2 separate regions of the Homo sapiens genome follow, and region 2 is linked to region 1. Evidence: read pairs that join two places in POLR2A ChIA-PET (ENCODE). Cell type or tissue: Caco-2. All regions are shown on one strand. Each heading gives the region's core, and the rest is flanking DNA. Links, peaks and the distances in the headings are about the cores only. Region 1 has its middle 12 kb from the start of NLK. Region 2 overlaps LOC105371710 (a long non-coding RNA gene).

The links. Peaks named below come from ENCODE experiments on the same cell type or tissue, not always from the same donor. Only the 100,000 strongest peaks of a DNase experiment are listed, where the experiment ranks them.
Region 2: POLR2A ChIA-PET joins it to region 1 with 9 read pairs; 4 of 35 experiments call an interaction of 5 or more read pairs at or near these places.

What each region holds. Positions count from the first base shown.
Region 1 is chr17:28,028,933-28,031,745 of GRCh38, reverse strand. No RefSeq gene overlaps it. Among named protein-coding and RNA genes, the nearest start is that of NLK, 12 kb to the left of the region's middle. In Caco-2, for the core only: no CTCF peak of the experiment used is centred there; a DNase peak (open chromatin) is centred at 1,093.
Region 2 is chr17:28,207,421-28,210,233 of GRCh38, reverse strand. It overlaps LOC105371710 (a long non-coding RNA gene), which reads left to right. Exons shown (of 4, transcript XR_934638.2): 2 at 1-2; 3 at 759-822. Among named protein-coding and RNA genes, the nearest start is that of TMEM97, 110 kb to the left of the region's middle. In Caco-2, for the core only: no CTCF peak of the experiment used is centred there; no DNase peak of the experiment used is centred there.

The DNA of each region.
Region 1 (2,813 bases), core at 75-2,574:
CCATGGCATAAAAACTTCTATCATGGTTAATTTCTTTCTTTCTTTCTTTTTTTTTTTGAGACAGAGTCACACTCTGTTGCCTAGGCTGGAGTGCAATGGCACGATCTCGGCTCACTGCAACCTCTGCCTCTCGGGTTGAAGCAATTCTCCTGCCTCAGCCTTCTAAGTAGCTGGGATTACAGGTGTGTGCCACCACGCCCAGCTAATTTTTTTTTTTTTTTGTAAGTAGAGACGGGGTTTCACCCTGTTGGCTAGCCTGGTCTCGAACTCCTGACCTCAGGTGATCCACCCAGCTTGGCCTCCCAAAGTGCTGAGATTACAGGCATGAGCCACCGCGTCCAGCCATGGTTAATTTCAAGCTGCTAGTATGACATCATTGAAGACAGAATGGGGAAGAGATGTACACAATAGGTTCTCCAGAACCAGGTAGCAGCCAGCTTTAGCACACCACTGCCTGGTCACCCCCACGCCTCCCACACAACTTAGTAGGTATGAGGTGTGACCTAGGCATCAGGATTTTTAAAAGCTCCCCAGTAGATTCTAATATGCAGCAAAGTTGGGAACCACTGGGCTAATGGGCCTTGTAATAAGGTCCCAGAGGCAAGAAACCGGCCAGTTGATTGCCTTCCAGTGACAGCTGGATTGTAACACTTGCCTCCTCAAATACACTTTCTTCCCCTAGCAAGCCTCCATGGAAAGCTAAATCCTCAGCAGAAGGTTGCTCAGTGGGCTGGTCTCAGAGCATGGGGCAGGGGTGGGAGGTCCGGAGGCTGGTGAGAGATCTGAAAAGCTAGGGGCGATGTGTCAATGTAATTGTCCACTAGAAATTCCTGGGGGTGCTAGAAACACTGATAAATTTCTGCTCCAGGACATTCCTCCAGGGATGTCATTATCCTTCCATTAAAACTGTATTCTGACTGGGTGGTAAGTACCTGATTTGCTTAATTCTTAATTGTTATACCTTTAGCTCTGCTGACTGAGCTCTAGTGATTTGGGTTGAAGTGTACCTAAGGCTGCAGGGCAGGTAGGAGAGGAATGAATTTTTTCTGCAGATGGCTGGCCAGGCCCCACCTCTGGGTTACTGCAGTCACTCTGCTTTTGTCTGTCATGGTACTTGTCACCTGGCCTTGCAAATGTTTACTCATCTGTTGCCTTTAATGCTCTACAAGCTCCCCAAGGGCAGAGACTTGGCTCCTATTTTGCTAGGCGTCCCCAGTGCCCAGTGTTGGTTTAAGCTGACGTAAACTGAGCTCTTCCATCCATTATAAAGTATTTTAAATTTACTTTTAGAAACACAAGTAGGCCGAGTGAGGTGGCTCATGCTTGTAATCCCAGTACTTTGGGACAGGAGGATTGCTTGAGCCCAGGAGTTTGAGATCAGCCTAGGCAACATGGCAAGACCTCGTCTCTACAAATAATAATAAAAACAAAATTAGCTGGGCATGGTGGTGGGCACCTGTAGTCTCAGCTACTCTGGAGGCTGAGGCAAGAGAATAGCTTGAGCCCAGGAGGTCAAGGCTGCAGTGAGCTGTGATTGCACCACTGCCCTCCAGCCTGTGTGACAGAGCAAGACCCTGTCTCAAAATAAATAAAATAAAATAAAATCACAAGTAATTCATGAAAAGATTCTTGGCATTTGCACACACACATGCACATTTTAAAATGTATGGTTCTCGGCTGGGTGCTGTGGCTTGCACCTGTAATCCCAGCACTTTGGGAGGCTGAGGTGGGCAGATTGCTGGAGCTCAGGAATTCTATATCAGCCTGGTCAACATAATGAAACCCTGTCTCTACAAAAAATACAAAAATTAGCTGGGTGTGGTGGCACACATCCGTAGTCCCAGCTACTTGGGAGGCTGAGGCACGAGAATCACTTGAACCCAGGAGGCGGAGGTTGCAGTGAGCTGAGATCATGCCACTGCACTCCAGCCTGGATGACAGAGCAAGACTCTGTCTCAAGAAAAAAAAAAGCATGGTTCTATTTTTTGTGTTTTCAAAATACATGCTATTATACTATACACATAGTTCTATAAAATGCTTTTTCACTTAACAATATGTTATGAGGATATTTTCATAATCTATTTATTAATGTGCTTTGTTCTTTTCATAATGCTGAATTTGAAAGGTGACCTTGAGACAGGATTTAAGTGTGATTACTTTATGTGGGAGGTGATCCCAGAAAATAGGGTAATGGGGAAGTGAGACAGGGAAGGGAAGGAAGCCAATAAAGGGTGTTTTTCAAAGCAAGTCATCACTGTATGTAAAACCAGAGCTCAACTCCATGGGGAAACTGGGAGCCAATGTAGCACACAACTGTCCAACACTTCTACCTAAAGAGAGCTGGAGTATTTATCCACTGACTTCCATCTGCCATTGATCAAGGGCTACTTCAGAGGCACATTGACTCAGGGACTTTTGGCCTGCCTTGCATCTGGGCAGAGAGGGCTCTGGTGGCCAGAAAAAGCCTTCAGTCAAGGAGATGCTTGTGCTATCAATTGGAAGTCAGTTGACACACACAGACATGGTAAGTGCTAGGTCATATGGGTGGGGAACTGATAGGATCCGCTCCAAAACAGATGTGACTTTGTGCCTTACTTCATTAAATCCTTTCTCATTTCTCATTTTTTTTTTACAAGCAACTCTTCAATAAGTATTCCCATCCATGTTTCCTTATGCAGGGGTACAATTTTTTTTTTTTTTTAAGAGACAGCTCTAGCTCTATGGCCCAGGCTGAGGTGCAGTGGCACTATCCTTGCTCACTATAGACTCAACTCCCTGGGCTCAAGTAATCCTCCAGCCCCAGCCTCCTGAGC
Region 2 (2,813 bases), core at 250-2,749, 180 kb before region 1:
CGGTGAGACTCAATCTCTATAAAAATACAAAAAATTAGCCAGGCATGGTGGTGCATGCCTGTAGTCCCAGCTACTCGGGAGGCTGAGGCAGGAGAAGCACTTGAACCTGGAGGTGGAGGTTGCAATGAGCCAAGATTGTGCCACCACACTCTAGCCTGGGCAACAGAGCGAGACTCTGTCTCAAAAAAAATTGTATATATTCAAGGGGGTTGAATATTTATTATTTAATTATTATTAATTTATTATTAAATTTATTATTTAATATACATATATTAAATAATGTATACATTATTTAATGTAATGATTAATGATTATGTAATGATTACCACAATCAAATGAACACATCCTTCACCACAAAGTTACCATTTATTTGTGTGTATGTGTGTGGTGAGGACACTTCCGATCTGCTCTCTTAGCAAATTTCAAGTAAACAGTACAATAGTATTAACTCTAATCACCACACTTTACCAGAATTCCCATGCTTTACCATGATTCCCAGAATCTATTCATCTTGTAACTGAAAGTTTGTACTCTTTGACAAACATCTTCCCATCTCCCCGTCCTCATCCAGCCCCTGACAACCACTGTTCCTCTCTTTGCTTCTGAGTTTGTGATTTTTTTATATTCCACATATAAGTGAGATCAAATTGTATTTGTCTTTCTGTGTCTGGCTTATTTTAATTAGCATTAAAACGCAACATGTTCATCAATATTGTCACAAATGGCAGGATTTCCTTCTTTTTTTTTTTTTTTAATAGCTGAATGAACTGGGATTTCTTGGAGAAGTGGTAGAGCCAAGCTCTGGAACCGGAAATACGCAAGGTGAGGCTGGAACACGTTGTCAAATCAGAAAACAAGAGGCTTCGGGCATGTGGGCATGTCCAAAGGACTAAAGAACCAACCTGAATAAGCTCCCTCTGGCCAAAGATGGACTTAATGAGCATCATCATGGTAATAATTGTAATGGATTAGGGCCAGGTGCAGTGGCTCATGCCTGTAATCCTAGAACTCTGGGAGGCAAGGCAGAAGGATCACTTGAGCCCAGGAGTTTGAGACCACCCTGGGCAAAATAGTGAGACCTCATCTCTACAAAAACCTTAACAATTTAGCTGGCTTGGGCCGGCTGTGGTGGCTCAAGTCTGTAATCACAGCGCTTCGGGAGGCCGAAGCAGGTGGATCACCTGAGGTCAGGAGTTGGAGACCAGCCTGGCCAAAATGGTGAAATCCCGTTTTTACTAAAAATACAAAAATCAGCTGGGCATGGTGGCGGATGCCTATAATCCCAGCTACTCGGGAGGCTGAGGCAGGAGAATCGCATGAACCTGGGAGGTGGAGTTTGCAGTGAGCCGAGATCATGCCACTGCACTCCAGCCTGGGTGCAACAAGAGTGAAACTCCGTCTCAAAAAAAAAAAAAAAAAAAAAAAAAAAAAGAACTGGCTTGATGTGCATTCCTGCTCCCAGCTACTCAGGAGGCTGAGGTGGGAGGATGGCTTGAGCTTGAGAGGTTGAGGCTTCAGTGAGCCATGATCGCAGCACTGTACTCCAGCCTGGGCATGAGAGCAGGATTTTGACTCAATAATAATAATAATAATAATAATAAATAAAATGTAATGGGTTGAAACCTGTCAAACACATTTAAATGCTTGAGTTCATTTTAATATTTTTCATTATCTTGAAAACTGGATAAACAAGGAGAAGGAATCAAGCATTTATCTTGACTGTCCTATATGAACTGGATAGCCAGACAGTAGATGAGGGCAAGTTATTCTTTTTTTTTTTTTTTTTTGAGACGGAGTCTCGCTCTGTCGCCCAGGCTGGAGTGCAGTGGCGGGATCTCGGCTCACTGCAAGCTCCGCCTCCCGGGTTCACGCCATTCTCCTGCCTCAGCCTCCCAAGTAGCTAGGACTACAGGCGCCCGCCACTACGCCCGGCTATTTTTTGTAGTTTTAGTAGAGACGGGGTTTCACCGTTTTAGCCGGGATGGTCTCGATCTGCTGACCTCGTGATCCGCCCGCCTCAGCCTCCCAAAGTGCTGGGATTACAGGCGTGAGCCACCGCGCCCGGCCGAGGGCAAGTTATTCTTTATAAACTTATTCCATCAATCAATAAAGATAAAGGATAGAATTAGAAAATCATCACCATTTATCACCACTGGCCCTCCCCAGCATATTAATGGATCTACTCATTGAGTATCAATATCTGTTGTCATCAAAAGAAAGAGATGGCTGGGCATGGTGGCTCACACCTGTAATCCCAGCACTTTGGGAGGCAGAGGTGGGAGGATCACTTGAGGCCATGAGTTTGAGACCAGCCTGGGCAACACAGCAAGATCCCCATCTCTACAAGAAAATAAAAATAAATAAAAAATAAAAAGAGAGCCAGGCACGGTGGCTCACACCTGTAATCCCAGCACTTTGGGAGGCTGAGGCGGGCAGATTTCTTGAGTCCAGAAGTTTAAGACCAGCCTGGCCAACATGGCAAAATCTCATCTCCACTAAAAATACAAAAAAATTAGCTGGGCATTGTGGGGCACACTTGCAATCTCAACTACTCAGGAGGCTGAGGTGGGAGGATCGATTGAACCCAGAAAGCAGAGGTTGCAGTGAGCTGAGATCGCACCACTGCACTCCAGCCTGGGCAACAGAATGAGACTCCATCTCCAAAAATAAATAAATAAATTAATTAAAAGAGAGGCAGCCAGACATTATGAGTCTCCTGGTTAACACACCAGCACCTATAGTTTTGCCAAACGGATTGACCCTGAATTTGATCATGCCTCTGGATCCAGCTGCCAATTTGCGGAAATAGAGGA